Linked DNA regions of Mus musculus: regions 2 and 3 are each linked to region 1. The links are chromatin loops, found by intact Hi-C in ENCODE. Cell type or tissue: gastrocnemius. All regions are shown on one strand. Each heading gives the region's core, and the rest is flanking DNA. Links, peaks and the distances in the headings are about the cores only.

What was found. A loop is a pair of places that touch in the nucleus more often than their neighbours do. Peaks named below come from ENCODE experiments on the same cell type or tissue, not always from the same donor. Only the 100,000 strongest peaks of a DNase experiment are listed, where the experiment ranks them.
Region 2: it touches region 1 in a loop (5-fold over the local background); 4 of 42 quality-filtered maps call a loop at or near these places.
Region 3: a loop joins it to region 1, with 4 times the contacts of the local background. A loop is called at or near these places in 4 of 42 quality-filtered maps.

Annotation. Positions count from the first base shown.
Region 1 is chr1:38,126,833-38,133,477 of GRCm38, forward strand. It overlaps Rev1 (REV1, DNA directed polymerase), which reads right to left and starts at 2,834. Exons shown (of 23, transcript NM_019570.4): 1 at 2,630-2,834. Gm5099 (predicted gene 5099) reads left to right here and starts at 5,251. Exons shown (of 6, transcript NR_151587.1): 1 at 5,251-5,338. In gastrocnemius, for the core only: a CTCF peak has its summit at 3,318 (motif pointing left); DNase peaks (open chromatin) are centred at 2,386, 3,056 and 4,478; H3K4me3 peaks cover 1,485 bases; H3K27ac peaks cover 1,844 bases.
Region 2 is chr1:37,860,661-37,867,305 of GRCm38, forward strand. It overlaps a transcript of Tsga10 not described here. Among named protein-coding and RNA genes, the nearest start is that of Lipt1, 8.2 kb to the right of the region's middle. In gastrocnemius, for the core only: a CTCF peak has its summit at 4,457; a DNase peak (open chromatin) is centred at 4,474; H3K4me3 peaks cover 2,051 bases; H3K27ac peaks cover 1,983 bases.
Region 3 is chr1:37,869,007-37,875,651 of GRCm38, forward strand. Lipt1 (lipoyltransferase 1) reads left to right here and starts at 3,213. Exons shown (of 2, transcript NM_001037918.4): 1 at 3,213-3,319; 2 at 5,858-6,645. The coding sequence starts at 5,859. It also overlaps a transcript of Mitd1 not described here. In gastrocnemius, for the core only: no CTCF peak of the experiment used is centred there; DNase peaks (open chromatin) are centred at 2,905 and 3,224; H3K4me3 peaks cover 1,408 bases; H3K27ac peaks cover 1,489 bases.

The sequences.
Region 1 (6,645 bases), core at 2,299-4,798:
CAGGATATGGACTGAAGATGTCAAGTGTTCAAATCAACTACAGCAATTATTGTTAAAAATTTTTACAAAGAGCCTATTAGGTTCCAGGCACAGTTCTAAGTACTAGGGATAAAATTACGAATAAATCTAATAAGATCTCCACCCTGTAGTTAGGAAGAGAGAACCAACAAATCTAAAGGGAATAATTAACAAGTGAAAAGTATATCTGATCATAAATACAAAGGAGAAAAAATATTTAATGTAAAAGCAAACAAAAGAGTCAAGTAACAAAAGGAGACTTGCTTCTATTTTAGAGACTAGGAAAAGTTCCCTCAAGTAAAGAACAGCACTAGAAGACAAGAACAGCTACCACCAGTCAGAAGAGGTGTCCTGCATATCTGCCTGGATCCTGAAATCCAATAGTGAGTGAGAGTCATGGGGTAAGGCTAAGGTTAAGTTGACAGCTGCCCTGATGGCAGGGAGGAGCTTAGGTTCAAACTCCATATGTAACCCAGAGCTTTTGGAGGATTTTAACTACAGAAAGTTCAAAGAAAATTAAAATTTTTAAATGTCTATTAATATCCACATTAAAGTTTCAGTTAGCACTGTTGTTACAAGAAAAGAAGTAAAAAGTATTTTTTGGTTGTTTGTTTTTCATTCTGTTTAACTTGCCCTATGATTTACTTTGGTTTTTATTTCTGATGGAGTCTTAACTATGCAGGCCCTAACTGGTCTGCACCTCACTATGTAGATCATGTTGGCTTCAAACTACCAGAGATACCCCAGCCTCTGCCTACCGACATCTGAGATGAACGGAGCCTGGTTCATACTATGATTTACAATCCCTTTCATTCTAATAAAACACTAAGAATCTGCCAGCCCTCAGGATCTGTTCTCTAGTAGACAGCAGGCACCTAAGGTCTCCGGTGATTAGTTTTCTTCTCATGGTCTCTCTCCAGCATATCAGGCCCTATTTAGTACACAGCTACAAGAGTATGCTACAGAAAACACTTACCTAGTACCTGTAGTTTCATAGTCTTATTAAATGCCTTTCACTTAAGAACTAATTTATTAGTCGGCTACCCAAACTGGAAAATGTCTTCCAAATATGAATGAAAAGCTTGTCCAACTAGCAGAGGCAAATTTCAAGCCCATATGTAAATGCTTTGATCTCTCCACTTCACATGCCATTGGATACAGTATGTTTGTTAAATATAGGTCTATGTAGCCTCTGGAATGTATTTACTGTGACTGGTTGTTGGGAACAGGCTTTCCTTCCTTTCCATTTAGAATCTTGGTTTTCAGTGTTAAAGAAGTGGAGTTACGTATTTCAGCACATTAATTTTGAAAATGTGTATTTTTCTACCTGAGATGACATAGAGATTTAATGTTAAAAGTGATTCCCACCCTTAAGAAAATGAACAAATATGCATTATTTACCATAAAAAGGAGTAAAGTTTCATGACAAGATACACGATTTTGGTACATACTGACCTCAAAGGACCTACAAGACACAAACAAGAAAACAGAAATTCAAGAAAAATGGCAAGTAAGTAGTCTAAGCAATGAACGAGTGCACTCGTGCAGACTGAAGTCCTGGATGGAGAGCTCCAGGTAAGCTTCCAAGTGTCCATCACAGGTAGCACTGGAAGGGCCGGAAGGGTATTCTAGCAGCATTTGCCTGGGCAAAGCCCGGTCAATATGGGAAAGCAAACTTATGGAGTCTTGCTAAGCTGAGCTAATGCGCACTCCATAGGAACAAGATTGTGGTATTATTACTCTACGTAAAGGAAGAACAGGTACTAGAGAAGCCAGAGACCAAGCAAATAATTTAAGAGCTGTTACATAGCCCTTAATAGTTACAAATCCTTTTTATGAGGTCTCTTGTTTTTATCTACATACCATTTCTACTTTATACCCAAGAAACACCAAAAAACACACGGTGAAATCCTAGGCATGTATCACCTGTAGTGTTTTTTTAAACAATCAAGGAACGATACTACAGGAAAGTCCGGGCTTTGCAAACCCGGGACAGGAAGAGTCTCCAAACAAACAAGTGCCCCCTCGGTGCACCCCGACTGTTATTATAACAGCACACCCAAGTGTGAACTGAGCACCTGTACAAACACTTGGGGACAGGTGTCCTGCACATGAAGGGGACAGATAAGTGACAAGGGAAAAGGAGTGAGAGAAACACTGCCTCCGGGATGCCTAAGAGCAAGGCAGAGGGGAGAAGCCGATGCACCGGGGACGAGCGAAGACCCGCGGCGCGGGCCCCGGGTGCCCCCTGCCACGTTCTGCAAACGCTGGCGGAGCGGACACTCGAACGCGCGAGGGAATGAATGGCCGGCCAGGCGCCGGCGCAGGAGGAACCGGTGACTTGCGACGCCAGCGGCGGGACTCGGAGGCAGGGCCGCGGGCGCCCCGATCGGCGCGCGACGGAGCGCCGGGTGTGGAGCGGGAACGGGAGGTCACGCGTTACATAACCCGGCGGCCGGAGGCGCAGGGGCGACGCGGCGCGGCAGGCAGGAGGCCTCGCGGCAGCACCGCGAGCCCCCGGCCTCGGCGCCTCGGGCCGCTCGTGCGGCGGAGGCGGGGACGGCGGAGGCTCGGTACCCCTCCCCCACCCGCCGGCCCGGGGGTCGCTCACCTTCCGCGCCGCCCCAGGCCACCATGCCCGGGCCCAGCCGCTTCCTCGGGCCTCGCGGGCGCCGCCGTCGTTCAGTGTCCTCCCCGCGGCTGAGGGGAACGCCGGGGAAGGCAACCGGTCAGGCGGCCGCCCAGCCGCACCGCACCGCACCGCGGCCCACGCTCCCTCAGTCGCTGCGCCCGCCTCGCGCCTCCGCGGCAGCTCCGCCCCTCCCCCGCCGCTCCTCTGGCGCGCGCCCGGCTCCCCCTCCCATCCACACCGCGGCCCGCTGGCCCGGCCCCGCACGCACTCACCGGGCGCGGCGCACGCGCGCTGCTCGCGCCCGGCCCGAGGCGACCCCGGCCCCGCCCTCCTCTCGCGCCGGCGCCCGCGGGGAGGGGGGGTGGAGAGCAGCGCCTCGGCTGCACGTGACCGTGCGGCTGGCTGGGCGGAGGTGGCGCGGGACCCGCCGCATCACCACGCTGCCTCCCGCCGGGGCCGGCTAGCTAATGGTGCTGCAGCGACGCGCAGCCGCGCCCCGCCGTGCCCCGCCCCGCCCCGCCCCGCCCGGGCTCCCCAGCCGCCGCGGAGGGCGCGGGTGCCGGGACTAACCGGGTAGACGACCGCGCAGGGTCGGCCGAGGCGCGAAACGCGTCGCCGCACCGCGCTCCGATTGATGTGCGGCGCCACCTAGCGGCGGCCAGGACGCTCACAGGCTAGCACATGCTCGGTCGGCGAGCGGAGAACCGCGGCCCACACGGGTCTGCGGGAATGCCAGGTCACTTGCTGGCAGCCAGCTAGGCTGTGTCCAGACACGACGTCCCTCACAATCTTACCACTGCCGGTCCTGTGCTCTACCTGCCTTTCCCACTTGCAACACACAGACCTGAAGAAAATTGCTTTCCCTTGTGATGGTTAAAAACAAACAAACAAAAACAAAAAACCAGCAGCTACACAATTTATTCGTGGATGTTAAATACACCTAGCAAAAAAGAAAAAAAACAGTCTCTTAAGGCCCATTTCCCCCGCCTCTGTAGTGTCTGTTCAATGGGAGACTGCATGGTTATTGTGATAGTCTTTATTGTTGGAATGCTCAAACATTAAGCCAACCAACTCCTCGCCCTAGACTGAACACTTTTGTTCCTTCCCCACCTTAAGACTTTTGAAAGGAGTTTGCAGGCACTTAGAAAACAGTAGTACTCTTTTTAAAACTGACTTTGCAAACCTGAGGTTCCTTTCCCAGAGAGACAGGAGATAATCGAAATCTCTCTCTCTCTTTCTGTGTATGTATATGTACATGGGAAATATATATATCTGTCTCGATTTTAACCTCTCCCCCTTTGCTCCACTTGCTCGCTCTCCTTTATGAATTCAACTTCAGTATTCCCTCCCAGCTCTGTTTCTCTGGACCCACAATTGAAGAGCTAGATACAGTGTAACTGCAGGAGTTTCAGAACGAGCTGCAACACCACCAGCTTGTGTTCGGAAATACCGCTGGGCGGGAAATGAGGCTTGTGAGGAGTTTTGAAAAACTGTCTCTACACAGCAGTTATTTCCAATGAGAAAAACACCAAAACTTTATTTTTGAGACTGAAAAATAACTTGTGAATACTTTTCCTCTTCTTTCATAATCAAAGATTACTTTTTCTGTATTTTTCTCAAGCAAATAAACAAACTGTCCCATCCTCGTTTGCTTTCTTTTGCTGCAACAAACATTATTACCAAAAAAACAACTTAAGGAGGAAAGGGCCTATCTCACCTTACAGTTTACAACCCACGGGGAAGGGAAGTCAGGACAGAACCTGGATGCAGGAACTGAAGCAGAGACCACTCAGGAGCCCTGCTCACTTCACTGGCTTGCCTCTAATGGCTTGCTCCTCTATTCCTGATACAACTAAGGCCACCCACCCAGGGTGGGCACCGCCCACAGTGGGCTGGCCCATCCCACATCAATCATCTGTCCCACAGACTTGTCCACAGGCCGATTCTGATAGAGGTGTTTTCTCAGTTGATGTTCCCTCTTCCCAGATGACCCTAGCTTGTGTCAAGTTGAAAGAAAGTGGAAAGAAGATGTCTTTCTCTGTAAAACAAACAGAACCGAGAGGCGAGAAGAAATAAACGGTAGATAAATTCTAGAGTCTGTGTTACGAACAAGTTTGCCCAGGGTTTATTTTTATCTACTTCAGAAAGTTCTTATTTTAACTTTATTGTCAAGATTCACTTGCCCATCTATTTATTTTTATAAAGTCTATATTTTTCCTTATCGAAGGCGAGCTAGGCTTTGGAGACAGCACCTAAGATGACCCATCTGGGCCCCACACTTGGGAATCCTTGGGGGAGCTGTACCTTTTCACTCCTTTCCTAAGCTTCATTAAAATTGATTTTTTAAAAAAATTTAATCATTTCTGACACCTTAAGAAGCCCGTAAGAATGCAGGTCAATGGCCCTTTTAGGGTTATGAATAAAAGGACATGAATTCTGCTACACATTCACTTGGCCTCTGGCAGTAAATTCCATATATATATACTTTTAAAGTTTGTTCTGGAACCCCTGACAGTGGTCTGTTCACAGTGACTTACATGGCCAGGTAGTGCTTATTATTACAAAGCATTCCATCCATTATGCTGACAGATGAAATAATAAGAGGGCGTGGCTCAAGCCCACGTGAACGGAGGGTGTTGAAAGCAGAGTTGGTTTGCCAGGACTTAACACTCTCAAACATACATTCAGGTTCGTATTTAACCAACACAGTTCACAACATTCATTGTGACCCAACGAGTAATCAGTCATATGGTACACCCTGTATGCCCGTGGCCAAACATATTGATTTCCTGTCTTTAAAAAGCTTTTAGTGTGGTGAGAGGCAACAGCTGCAGGCTAGGCTCAGGGCTACCATCTGAGGGCAATCTTGCAGGCACAGTGGGAACCTGCGAGGAAAGTTGCAGTACGGACTGAGAGGTTGGTTCTGTTAGGGAAACACCGGAGCCACATGGGCGAGGAACGGAGACCAGGGAACATTCTAGAAACTGTGAAACATGAAGCCGAGAGTGGCATAGGCTAGGAAGGCAAATGGAGGATGGGAGAATGAAGAGTTCTGTGAAGTATGGTGATCTGTCACTCTGCAGCTGTGAGAGGCACTGAGGTCTTGTCATAGTCCAGGTTAGCCAGGACATGGGTTTTGCCAAACACTACAATGAAAGGAGAAAGAGACAAAGATGTTGGTGGCAGAGGCAGCAGAGTTATATTGACTCAACACGGAACCTAAGCCGAGGAAGAAAAGGGACTTGCCTGGGGTGGTGGGATTAGTCAAATGATAATTCTGGTTGGTGGGTGGTAAGAAACCTTTCAAAGGATTTTGAGTTAGGCACTAGCGTGTGATGATTGTTGGAGTAACTTTTCTTCACTTTGTGTAAAGGTGTGTCTTTGTATTTTCAGCTAATTCTGTACTGGCAGAAGGCTAAATGCTGGCAGGATATCGCTAATGTCATTTCCGTGGCCCATCACCGGCCTTATATTCCTAAGTATATAAATTCCACACCTGTTCAGATACTTGAAGGTCGGGCAACCTAGAGGCAATCTAGAATTGTTATCAGAGGTTATCTCAATGCTGATTGGTTGTAATAAAGAGCTGACAGCCAATAGCTGGGCAGGAAGTAGGGGGTGGAACTTCCAGGCAAAGACAATGATAAAGGGAAAGAAAGCAAAGCTGCAGCCAGTCACGTGGCAGATCGTTGGCACGTAGTCCAGTTAAATTAGATAAGCTAGCTGGAAGATGGCCCAAGCAAAAGGCCTAAGCTTTAAACTGCCTAGAAGACTTCATGTCATTATTTACAGTGCAGGTGGGTCTGAGAAAGCCTCGCTATAGATACAGGATGGAGGATGAAGTCATTGTAAAGGAGAAGATCAACTATATGAAGGGCCAGAGCAGAGAAGGTTCATCTCCTTACAGACTGAAATCATCAAGAGTCGGAGGCGGGGAGCAGGCTTAGGGGGTCAAGAACTGGCTACACAACCATGAGGAACTGAGGTCAAATCCC
Region 2 (6,645 bases), core at 2,905-5,404, 270 kb before region 1:
GAAGTGCAGGCCAGTCCCAATCAAATGTTGTCCTATATAGGTGCAGTGATCATGGTGTCTCTTCACAGCAACAGAAATCCTAAGACATCATCCATTTCTACACACTATATGGATGTGCCTAGACCCAGGTACAACAATCCCCACACCTAGATTACTGCTGTAGTTCTTCCCCCTCCTTCCCTTGCTTTATAAAAATTATTCTTTACCCTATAATCAGACTAATCACTTTAAAATGTTTAGAGGCTGCTCAAAAACACTCCAATGGCTTTCTACTACAATTGGGATAAAATCTGAACTTCCTTAGGTCCTGTATGAGTTGGTGCCTTCTCTTTAAAGATCCGGTACTTCTTTTTCACTCATCAATTAGTTTTACTGTTTATCTTTCTGTTCCTTTCATGGGTTGCTCAGACCTGAAAAACTGTATATCCCTCAAGTTACTATGATGAAAGTCTTATGCCCAGAATGATGGCACTGAGAGGTGCAGGAGCCAGTTGGTAGAACACACGCTTAACATTCCTAAAACCCTGGAGTCAGTTCCTAGCACCAAAAAATAAACTAAGTCATGATTAATTAACTTTATAGAAGAGGCCCCAGGATCCTCTCATACTTTATACCATGAGGAAACAACAATAAGATATCTATGTACCTGGAAAAGATCCTCCACCAGATGAGATCTTAGAATTCTCAGTTTCCAGAACTGTTAGGGTTAAATATCTGTTGCTTACAATCTACCAAGCGTACAGTGTGTTGTTATATCAATGCACATGAGCTAAGACATGTTCCATTTTCAGTCGACTTCATGCCCTCCTTCCACTTTTCCCTACCAGGAACATTCTCTCCTCAGCCTCTTACCTGTCTGAAGTCTGTTCAACCTCAGTACTTTGTCTTTTCTCCCTCAATTTCCTTTTTAAAGCAGGTTCTCTCTCAGTCACCCTCCACTCAAGCCAGTGCACTTGTCCCTACTTGAAATCATATTATCTGTCTGTTTCCCTGTTTGCTGTCTACTTTCTTCTACTGGGATATAAAGTCCAAGATGTCTAGGCTGTTGTCTGGTTGCTATGTTTGAAAAAAAGTCTACCAGAGTTTCTGTATAGAACATTTGTATTTACTCAATGAGTAAATTTTTAGAGTTAATAAAACATTTTTAAAATAATGAAGTTTAATTAAACAAAGCAGCCTCTGTGGAGGAATGAAAGTAAACCTGAAGAGGACTAATAAATGAATTAAATAATAAATGATTAATAAACCATTTAATGAATGATTAAAATCAAAATATAAAATGTAAGCTTTTAATCGGCATAGCTGCAAGAGCCAAAGAGGCAGAATAAAAGTTAAGGAAGACTAAGGCTGTAGAAGGTTCACTGCCAAAAGCAGAAAAGTATGCTTCCTTCTTTCCACGAGACCCCTTCCAGAATCAAGCATGGGCTTCGTCTCTCAAGAAATGCAAATAAAAGTCTGCTTAGCCTTAGTCTGAAAACTCAAACCTTAAATCTCCACAATTCAAAAATGTTCTGAGTAACAAACAGCATGAAGCTACAAATGGAAAATTCCATACTTGACCTTGCAAGAATGGCCATAGTCAAAACCCCAGTAGACCAAAAGAGTTACAGAAAATTACCTTCAGGCCATGAATATAAAGTTCATATGAAACATAAATTTTCTGTTTAGATTTGGTCCCATTCCTGGGAAGCTTTATGTACATACAATATCCTAAAGTCCCCAAACTCTGAAACAGCAACACTTCTGATCTTAAGCATTCTGAAGAATGATATCTCACATGCATACACAAAGCCAGGAACATTGAGACAACTTTACTGATCAAGGCACTGTGCCTGAGCCTGGTGATCTGAGTTTGATCCCCAAGGACCCATATAGTGAAAGAAGAGAACCAACTCTCACAGGCTCCTCTCATCTCCATATGTGCACTGTGGCAAGCATATACCCTGGCAAGCAAGTGTACAAGCACACATACACATAAATATACATACAAGTTGTCCTTTGACCTCCTCGCGCACACACACACACACATACACACACACAAAATTTTTTTAAGAAAAGAATTCCCTAAGAATATTTGCAGGCAATGAAGCCCTACAGCAGAGAAACAATGAAGACATAAATTAATGTTGACTGGTGGAAGGGCAAAAAGGTGAATAACATGAAGAAATCCAGGTAGTAGGTATACTGTATTCTGACACAAGAATGAGAAAAGCAAAGGTAAGTGAAATTTTAACTAAGGGGTATAATCTGAGGAACTTCCTATCTACTGGGACTTTAATTTTTCAGTGAAATAGAAGTTAAGATTATATGTTTAAAAAATATCAGCAAAAGTTGGGAAGGGACAAAAGTCATTAAAGTTTAAACTTTTCTTAAGGTAAACAACAACAAAATCTTTCCAGTCATTCCAATTCAAGCTCCAAGCTCATCTCGTTTCTACAATCCAATCTCTAAAGAAATTACTTATGTCCTCAATGAAGAGTGAAACAAGACCTTAGAAACACAAGAAAGGGGTCAGTTGTTCTCTGAAGGCTTTTCTGGACCAAAGGGATTAGTAACTTAAGACTAAGACTAATGGTGTAACTAAAACAAAAAGCACTACCTTTCCAACCGCCTCTCCTCAAAACATGAGATGCATATATTTTAATATCCATAACCCTGTCCGTTATTTTAAAACCTACTGTCCACCAACAGTAAATCGTGGTATATCTTTACAATGGAACACTAACCAGCAAAGTACCTAGAAGCAATAAGGCTACAATCTCTAAGTGTTAAGCACAGAAGCTGTAGAACACGTGTTACAATTCCTCTTATATAAAGTTCCATAACAAGGCAGACTGTATGCTGTGTGTTCACATAAGATGATAAAACTATTAGGAAAAGCAAGGGAATGCCTAACATTGTCAGTCTGGGCAACAAGCAAAGAGCAAGAGCATGTGATGCCTGAGAGAATAAATAACACCTGTTCTAATGGCCCGAATGCCTAACATTGTCAGTCTGGGCAACAAGCAAAGAGCAAGAGCATGTGATGCCTGAGAGAATAAATAACACCTGTTCTAATGGCCCCTACTTATGGAAAACTTTAAAACCAAATTATTTTTAAACAAATAAGGCAGAACCCAGAGACTCTCTCCTTGCCTGGTTATAGCTGGACTACAACAGTGATTCTTCTTTGGAAAGTAAGTAAAACCTGTTTTTGAAACTGCCAATAAACAATATCGAGGTTTGGAATTTCAAAGAATATTGATGAATGTAATTTTACCTTATTTCTTTCTCAATAATTAAGACAGAAGAACTTAGTTTATTGTTTAATTAAAATACAACTGGTTTGTTCTTGAAGCACAGTTAAATACGATAACGTCCCTTTATCTTAACAACCTATTCTATTCCGAAATTACTATGACTTTATTTCCTGAAAGTGAACAAAATGTACTCGAAGTCCTGAAAACCAGAATAAATTTGAAATGACAAAGACCGTAGGTCACATAGATTTACAGGGGCTTAGAGAAAACAGCCACTTGTGCAAATTTTTCTTAGTGTCTAAATCGTTGACTGAGAGATATATACAAATACATGTATCCTTATGTACATATATACTTTTTAGGTATCAAGTGCATGACAGACTTGAATAATTTTTTCAAACAAGACAGCCTACCTTGCCTTTCTTCTATAAACTATAAAGAGATTATGAGATTTTTTTTCCATGCAAAATCTCAATTTCTGCCTTCACCTGCCTCCTAGTCTATTAAGAAGAGATTAAGAGAGACTGAGGGGTTCAGGAATAGACAGGCTGAGCTCCCAAATGCCACAGCTTCACCTCACAGTGTCTCTAAGCAAAACAGTCCCCCAACAACCAAGCTGAGGCAGGCAGCGAAGCGGTCACCATAGGAACTGGGCTCAACCATGAACTCCCCTGAAACTAGGGTAAGCTTTGCTCCTGGAACCCATTCCCACCCGGCAGGTCCGCGACGCAGCCGCCTAAGCAGCGATGCCCAACCCGGGCCACAGTCAGGCTCTCCCCACCCTCTTGCAGCCGCCCCGGGATGGCTCTTCTCTAGCCCAGCGCACCTCCGCGACTCCTCCCTGGAGCTCCGCAGCCCTCCCCCGACCTCCCTGGCCGTCGTTCTCCCCGGAGCTCATCCCGGCCACTGAGGGGCCTCCGCCTCAGCGGGACATCCAGCCCCACCCCGGCCTCCATCCTCCGCCCTAGTCTCCTCCTTCCCGCCCCTGTCTCCTCCCCAGTCTCCTCCTTCCCGCTCCCTGGGCCCCGCCCCGGCGGAGGCAGGCGCTCCGTGTGGCGCAGCGGGAAGAGGGCGGGAGCGGTTAGCTCCGGGCTGGCCGACGCCCCGCCCTCACGCTCTGTACCTGAGCGGGGCTCTTCTTCCACCTCCCCGGCGCCTACGCTCCACTTCCGTCCGGCGCGCCCTAGCACCCGTGCGCACGCGTACCTGTCTCGACACGCCCTCTCGCGGAGACTACGGATCGTGCGCGCGCACCCGAGCGAGCACGTAGCGACGTGGACCGCCGCCGGCCCGCCTCTCAGGGCTCCGACTGGAAGCCTTTTCCGGGCCCATCGGTGCCGCGCAGGCGCACGGCCACGCAGCGCCGAGATGGCCGACCCCTGCGTCCGGTCTCCTAGTAACCATCCTCTAGCCCGCGCAGGCGCGAAGGCTATTGCCCAGGGCTGAGCCACTGCTGCGGTCCCAGGAGCCCCAGGCGTTCTTGGCTGAGGGAAGCGGTTACTCCCTAGAGCTGCTCCAGTGCGCAGCAATGGTCAGGAAGCTGTGCTGTGGGAGCCTTCAGGTGGGGTGCCCTGTTGCAGCTTACCGGCGGGAGCCGATCTTTCCGGGTGAGCGTGGCACCTGGCCACCAGTCTCAGAATGGACCTCGGAAATGTCAGACCCAGCAATCATCTCCCCTACGCCAGGCTGACATTTCTTCTCTACATGCCAGTCCTCTCTAGCAAGCCTGGCGATGAAAACCGAGAAAGGCTATAAAACCTTGTGAGATGTTAAATACTGTATCTAAAGTTTTTACCCCAAGTTTGGCTCCTACCAGTGAGCAGATTTGAGCCTTCTTTTCTTATCCGACGTGGTATTTTTGGCTACCCAACTAAGTTAAAATGGCATCTTGAATCTTTTTAAATGGAAAGAAATGAGCACCGCGCTATGCTACCATTGTTTCTTACAGTTTAGCATGAAAGACATTTTGTCTTACTGCTTTGTGAGTGCGTAACCGCTTCTACCCATCTTTAGCCAGAAGCTTTTTTTTTAACCCTGTCTGTTTTTACTTATTTTATTAGTATACAAAGTACACGGGATTTCTTGTGGCATTTGCGTTCAGAATTTGTTTCTGTTGTTTCTCCTGCGCCTTTTCTCCCATCCCCCCTCTTTTGCCGGTTCACTCCAGTGGTCCCCTTCTGCTTTCCTGTCATAGTGTTCTGTTACCCCCAAACCACTCTTTTCCCCCTCACCTTGCAGTTTCATGAACTGTACCCACACACCCGTATATACCCCCTACTTAATATGTTAGAATCGGCACGCAAAAAAGAACATAATGGCATCTGACTTCGTGAGTGTGGATTATCTCGTTTCAAATAATTTCCAAATCCATTTTTCTGCAGATTTCGTGACTTCATTTTCCATTATAGTTGAGTAAAGTTCCATCGTATATGTATAATGTTTCCATTATTGATTCATCTGTTCCGGTGTAAGCTGGATCCATTTCCTGGCTATTGTGAATAACGCAGCAATAAACATGAATGTTCAAGTGTCCCTGTGGTAGTGTATGAAGACCTCTGGGCGTGTCAGAAGCAGTAACACTAAGTCATAGGTAGCTCTGTTTTTTGTGTTTTTGAGAAGTCTTCACACTGAGTTCACATCGGTTTGCATGCCCTCCAGCACTGTAAAGGGACTCATCGCATCCTTGCCAGCACTTGTAATTTGTTTTCATGATGATGGCTCTTCTGATTTGGAGTGAGGGAGAACCCTAATTTGCATTTCCCTGATTGCTAATGCTGTTCAGAACTTTTCAGAACATTTACTGGTCATACATGTTTCTTCTTTTGAGAATGGCCCATTTCATTAGCCCGTTTATTGACTGTCATTTTTACCTGGGGAGGGGTCTTTGTAAATTTTAGCTTTAAATTTTTTGATTACTTTATGTGTACTATAGGTTTGTCCTGTAAAAACCACCCCTGGTTGGATTTAACCTTAGCCACAATTCTTCATCTGAAAACTGTTCTCTGTGCCAGGCTCTGTGCCAGACACTGAGATCCAGTGTCAAAAAAAGAAAGAAAGGAAGAAACAGAAAGGAAAGGGGAAGGGAGGGGAGGGGAGGGGAGGGGAGGGGAGGGAAGGGAAAAAGGAAAGGGAGGGGAGGGGAGGGAAAGGAAAAAGGAAAGGGAAGGGAAGGAAAGGAAAGGAAAGGAAAGGAAAGGAAAGGAAAAAGGAAAAGGGAAAGCAATCAAGCAAGCAAGCAAGCTTGGGGCTGGAGAAGTGGTTAAGAGCACTGGCTGCTGCTCTTCTACAGAACCCAGATTCAAGTCCCAGCATCCATAAGGTGACTCACAACCCTCTAATTCCAGTTCCAAAGGGTCTGCTGCCCTCTTCTGGTCTCCACAGGCACTACATGCACACAGTGCACACA
Region 3 (6,645 bases), core at 1,422-3,921, 260 kb before region 1:
AGCACAACACTCATAGAACCACGGCAGCAGCTATCACGTCTGTGCGATTTTAACGGTTGCAACTAGGAAGGCTTCTCTGGAGGTGGCATAACTTCAGTTAAGTGGTTATCCAGACAGCTAATGACAGTCGTGGTCCCAACGAAGCAGAGCAGGATATAGTGAGGGGCAGATGTGAGATGTGACCAAGAAAAGGAGGCGGGTAGATGCATTGAGGTTTCCCAGAGGGATGAGAGAACTCACTACTGGAGTTTTAGATAGATCGAGTTTTCAACAATGAGATGGTGCTCAGTTTTTAATTCGAATGCTCTTAAGTCCTGCTCTCTATTACACCATATTGTGTAAAACTGTGGTGGTGGGGTTTTTTCCCCCCAAGACTGATTTGTCCTGAGAGACTCCATTTTATATGCAACTTTGACTCCTTTAGGGAGTTGACTGCATTTGAGTGAGCATATGATCTATACCATCTTTCTTGCACCCTTGGAAGCACAGACTAAGAAATGACTTATTCCTGGGAGTAGGCAGGGAGCCAGCCACCCTATAGACATATCAAGGTGAACTGGTTTGATAAGAGCACACAACTGTATTGAAATTATATCAGAGGACTGTAAGGTGGGCCCAGCAAATAAGACACATGCCACCAAGCCTGATCAATTTGAGTTTGATCCTCAGAACCCATCTGATAGATAGAGCCAACTCCTGCATGTTGCCCTCTGACCTCCATGGCATACACACGTAAAAAATTAAGTAAAAACGTAATGAAACACCAGGAAAACTGTGCCTGAGAACATATTAGATACATAGGCCATGGAACTCGGACCCCACAGACGGCAGAGACTATGACTGTAATACTGATCGACGGCCCCACTAACCATCCGGTGTGGGACTGTGGGAGAACTTGACAACTCCCAGCTCTCCCAGGGGCTTCTGCTCTGCCTTGTCCCAGCTTGTTAACACAGGCTACTCAAATTACCATCTGCCTGGCTGTTTGCTTACCTAGATCTGCATCTATCTGTCCACCTATTTGTTCTTATGGACCAGGTCCTGCCCTTTCACCTCTGCAGCTGGACTCAACTGTGCAGCTCAACTCTGACCCCGTAGCCTGACTCTGTAGCAGTAGCCACATCCCTTTAAAAAAACTTAAGCTGGCTTTGTATCTGACAGCTCCTTTGCCTTTTTGTCAGTTTCTAGCTTTGGACTCTCAGGTCTCTTTGAAATGACCTAAAACGCCTTGTTTCTTTAACCCTTTGTAGTCATTCTATGTACTGGCTATTCCTGGTTGTCAACTTAACTATATCTGGAATGAACTACAATCCAGAATTGGAAGGCTCACCTGTGATCCACATTGTGAGGCTGGGAGATATGAGTTTCTGACCTGGATCTTGGCATGGAGATCTTGAGGCATAGTGGTTACGAATCCCAGGAGACTAAGGCAAGGAGATCTCTTGAGTTCAAGGTCAGCCTGGGACAAAACAAGTCCCAGATCCAGGTGTGGTGGTACACACCTTTAATCTGCACCACACCTCATGCTGGAGACCTACATAAGGACATTTGAAGAAGGAAGATTCGCTTCTCTTTGCCTGCTTGTGTTTACTTGCCAACACAACTGTTTGAATCTACTAGCCTTGTGGGACTAAGCAGCTACTAGATCCTTGGACTTCCCATTCACAGCTGATCGTTGTTGGGGAGTTGGACTACAGACTGTAAGTCATCATAATAGATTTCCTTACTATAGAGAGACAGACTATAAGTTCTCTGACTCTAGAGAACCCTGACTAATACATTTTGTAACATACATACATACATACATACATACATACAGATTGATTTGCTGTATAATGTGTGTTATCTCAGCCTTAATATGGTGATTAAATGAAAGAAGCCCATGCTAATACCTTTAATCCCAGCACTTGGAAGGCAGAGGCAGAAAGCTCTCTGTGAGGCCAGTCTGGTCCACATAGCGAGTTCCAGGCAAGCCTGCCTTACAGGGGGAGACCCTAACTCACACTCAAATAGAAGTTTTAAGAAGAGCAGACAGAGCCAGGCATGGTGGAGCACACTTTTAATTTCAGCACTCCAGAAGCAGAGGCAGGTGGATCTCTGTGCATTCAAGGCCAGCCTGGTCTACAAAATGAGTTCCAGAACAGCCAGGGCTACACAGAGAAACCCTGTCTTGGGGATTGGGAGCGGGGGAGGAGACAGAATAAAATGCAGGAAAGGAGAATTGCCATCACCAGAGGACTATAAAGCAGGTTAGAGTGTTATTGGACATTCCAGTGGAGAAGCTGAAGAAGTAGAAAAAGAGGATAACTGGTCCAAAGACAGACATCTTAGAGCAGACAGTGGAGAATGAAGGAAGGTCATTGAAGGAAATTAAAACAAAACAAAACAAAAAACAAAAACAAAACAGAACAACAACAACAGAAAAAAACTGTCCCTTCTCAGATTTCAAAGAATACAATATAGAAGCAGACTACTAATTTAGGAGCCCTACTAAGGGCAACACAATGTGGGGCTATTTTGATAACTAGCAAAATTCCTACAATGACGAATGGAAAAGTATCCCTTCCCACCCTCATAATACCATCCAGCTGAAGACTGATCTCATCAAAGTTGCAGTAACAGACAGGAGTCCTGTCTGTGGTGCAGCTAATTTATATACCCTGAATTAACTCTGCTCATTTACTGCGTTAGCAGTACCAGGAGGCAAGGCTGGAGAGGCTTCCATTCTAACTGAAGGAGGAGAGACTGGTTTCTGTGGAAGAGCGAGGAATGACCACAAATTCTTTGGGCTCTGCTCATCAAGAAGTGGGTCCGTGATCTCATTCCTTAACTCTAGTCTGGCTTTGTTGTTCCTGGGGCCATAGGAATGCGGTTGAAGCGCTTCCAAGTGCCTTGAATCGAACCGCCCCAGCAGCTAGACAGCACCTCCTGAGTGTGAACAGACCATTTTGGACCACACAGTTTAGCCAACTCTTGCTGAAAGAAACCAGCATAGGAATCACCCAGCTCGTCTTTACATATTTTGGTAAGTGGACTTTGTCCTTTCAATGAATCTAGTTCTAAATGCATTGGCCTGAAGGAAATAACCTTAAAAATATTTGCTTCTATTTCAGGCTTAGCCACGACCTCCTGGGGGTGTGGCTTATCCAGGGGGCGAGCTTTACGGGGGCGTGGCCTCTTGAGGGCGGGTCTCTTGGGCGGGGCTGGGGAGGACTCCCCAGCAACTGCGTCTAGAGGGCTGAGTGTTCTGGGTTCCACGTGGGTTGATTGAGTTTTAATTTGCAGAAAAAGCTGCTGCGGGCGCGACCGGAAGTGGCAGGTGAGTGAAGCCGGAAGCAGTTCCAGTGAATTCTTTGCGGGTTGTGGAGGCACACGCTGAGCAGGAGTGGGTGCTGCGGAGAGCACGCGTGCGTCCCATGGGCCCCTCCTATTGGTTCTGAAAGCTCTGCAGATTACACCTGGTGCTCCGGACGTAATTTCATTATTGGGAACAGTTGATTTCTAATACGGCGTAGGGTAAACTAAACAAGACATTCAGTGCTAGTCGCGTGCCTGCTCCCGAAGAGTAAAGCTTGCTTAAAAGTTCGTAATCACTTCCAGGTTTGGATCGCGTTATTAGGAGGATAGCAAATAGTTTTGGTAAGGCCTTGTGAGGAAGGTAGGCCTGTAGTTAGGTCTTGCTTTACACTCTGTCAGGGAGAAGCATGTGTTGGCAGTTGCAGAAGTGTCTCCCAGAGCATGGAAGTAAGAGCCTCCTGAGGAAATAATTATAACACCAGTAATGAAGATGAAAGCAGAGAGCTGGGGGTGGATTGCTCGGCGGTACAGTTCAAACCTAGACTGAGTGAGTTCCATCCCTTGCTCAGCTAAAGCTGTTAAAATAGAGTGTAGTTGGGTATATCAACCACATCCTAGCCCAGGCGCCTACAGAGGAGTAGGTGGCCAACACAAAACAAACTCCACGGGCTTTTTTTTTTTTTTCTTTTTTGGTCTTGTCTCGTTGATCTTTTACTTATTTTGACTTTAGTTTTCATAGGTTTTGGTTTTTTAAAGAAAGAACATAAAGTTGGGTGGATAGGGAGGTGGTGGGATCTGAAAAAAACGGGGAGAGGAAGGAACGTGATCAAAATGCATTGTATAAAAAGTTTTTCATTTAAAAAAGTAAAATATGGGTGTGGGTCGCTATGCAAAGTAACACTGTAGAAACAGAATTCTACCAGGTTTTCAAAAGTTAGATTGTTTCATTTTGTCTGTCAGCTACAGTCTGTCTCAGAAGGTATGTCAGGCCTTCAACCCAGAGGCAGAGGCAAATAGATCTCTGTGAGCTCAAGGTCAGCCTGGTCTACAGAGGTAGTTTCAGGAGATCCAGGGCTACACACTCATCGTGTCTGAGGGTGGGGAGATTGTGTTCTGATAACTAAAATAATTTGTGATACGATACATAATAATCATTTAGTTTAACTCCTTAAAATGACTCACGTGTAACTATTTTAGTAGTCCTATTTAAACATGACTCACACAGATTTACAGTCTTTATTCTGGCAATGTGTCTCCCTTCCCTGTGACTCTTGTCACCTTTATGTAGTTCACTGATGAATCCCAACTGTCAAGGACAAAGCATGCCTTATAGTTACTGCAGACTCTGTCAGCCATTGGCTGGTTAATTGTGGACCATAGTTAATGTATCAAGGTAAACTCCAGTTTGACATATCTTTTAGGAATCCTTGTACACTTGAAAGAAGACATGTTAAACTGTCAAAAAAAAAAATGGATTGGAAGAGAAGACCTTGAAATCACAATTATTTAGGTTCATCTCATGTGCTCTTGAATTCAGTTAAAGGCAACTGGATCAGATAGAGATTAAACTACCGGTCTAAAGCTATTCAGTTAGTTGCAAAGCAAGCATTAAAATGTAAAAGCAACTATTTTACCTGAACCTCTATATATGTTAATAAGTGTGACTATTGTCACCTTAGGAGAGGATGTCACAAGGTCTTTTTCAAATCCCAACTTCAATGGGCACATTCTAGTTTATTAGTATCCGAGACGTCATGACACCTAATCCTTGATGTTTCTCCCTTGGATCACCCAAGAAGAGGACCTTAGGCCAGTGAGCCCAGAAAACCACTAAGCTTCAGGTTGAGTAAGAGACCCTGCCTCAAAGAATATAGTAGAGAGTGAGAGGACTCTTGGACATTGACCTCTGACCTGTGCATGCACAAATGTGTGCTCAAACACATACACAGAGACACAGACAAAAATAAATTTAATAAGTGAAAGCCAGAATGGCAGTGTATGTCTATATTCTAGTTAAAGCTAGGGCAAAAGGACTATTTGAACCCAGGGATTCAAGGTCAGATGGGTAACATAGTAAAGTCTCATCTCAGGGGGGCAGAAAATGATAGAACTAGCAGTACCATTACACAATCAGGGGGACATGTGTGTGTGTAAAGGTATATACATAAGAACAGAAGCAATAACGGTTATTTATACTAAAATGTTAATTAACTATCTCCAGGTAGTAGGATTCTGGATTCTTTCTTTTGCTAATCTATTTTTTTTCCTCAATGAAAATATATTGTGAATTCAAACTAATTTATTTGGCTTTGCTATACATTACTTAATGTGTTTACTCCATATCATTGACTTCAGTTTAGTTGAAATTATCTAAAGCTTATCTTCATTGCTTTCCATTGGTCACTCTATTAAAGAGCCACCAAAGACTAAGGGTAAAGATGAAAAGAAGGTCTGGACCCTTTGATAAGTTTTGTATAATTACCAAATAGCCAAAGAATATAATTTGATTTTCTTTTTTTATTGAATTAACTTATCTTATTTTGTCTTGTTTTTTTAAAAGCATGCTAATTCCACTTTCAATGAAGAATTGCTTCCGATTACTTTGTCAGCACAAGGTCCCAGCAGCTGGCTTTAAAAGCCCACCCACACATGGGCTCATTTTACAGTCGATCTCCAATGATGTATATGAAAATCTGGCTTTTGAAGACTGGATCCACGACCACATACATCTAGAAGGCAAGCCGATTCTTTTCCTTTGGAGAAATTCTCCTTCTGTCGTCATCGGCAGGCATCAGAATCCGTGGCAGGAATGTAACCTCCATCTGATGAGACAGGAAGGAATCAAACTGGCTCGGAGGAAGAGTGGAGGAGGAGCCGTGTACCACGACATGGGTAACATCAACCTCACCTTCTTTACCACCAAAACCAAGTATGACAGAATGGAAAATCTGAAACTAATCGTGAGAGCTCTGAATGCTGTCCAACCCCAGCTGGATGTGCAGCCTACCAAAAAGTTTGACCTGCTACTCGACGGGCAGTTTAAAATCTCAGGAACCGCATCAAAGATCGGCCGGACTGCCGCGTACCACCACTGCACCTTGCTATGCAGCACCAACCGGACAGCTCTGTCTTCTTCGCTGAAGAGCCCGTACTGCGGGATAAAGAGCAACGCCACTCCCAGCATCCCTTCCGCTGTCAAAAACCTTCTGGAAAGAGATTCCACGCTGACCTGTGAAGTTCTGATGAGTGCGGTGGCTGCAGAGTACGCGGCGCATCATCAAGTTGATGGTCACGTCAACCTAATAAACCCTGCAGATGAGACGATGTTCCCTGGAATAAACCGCAAAG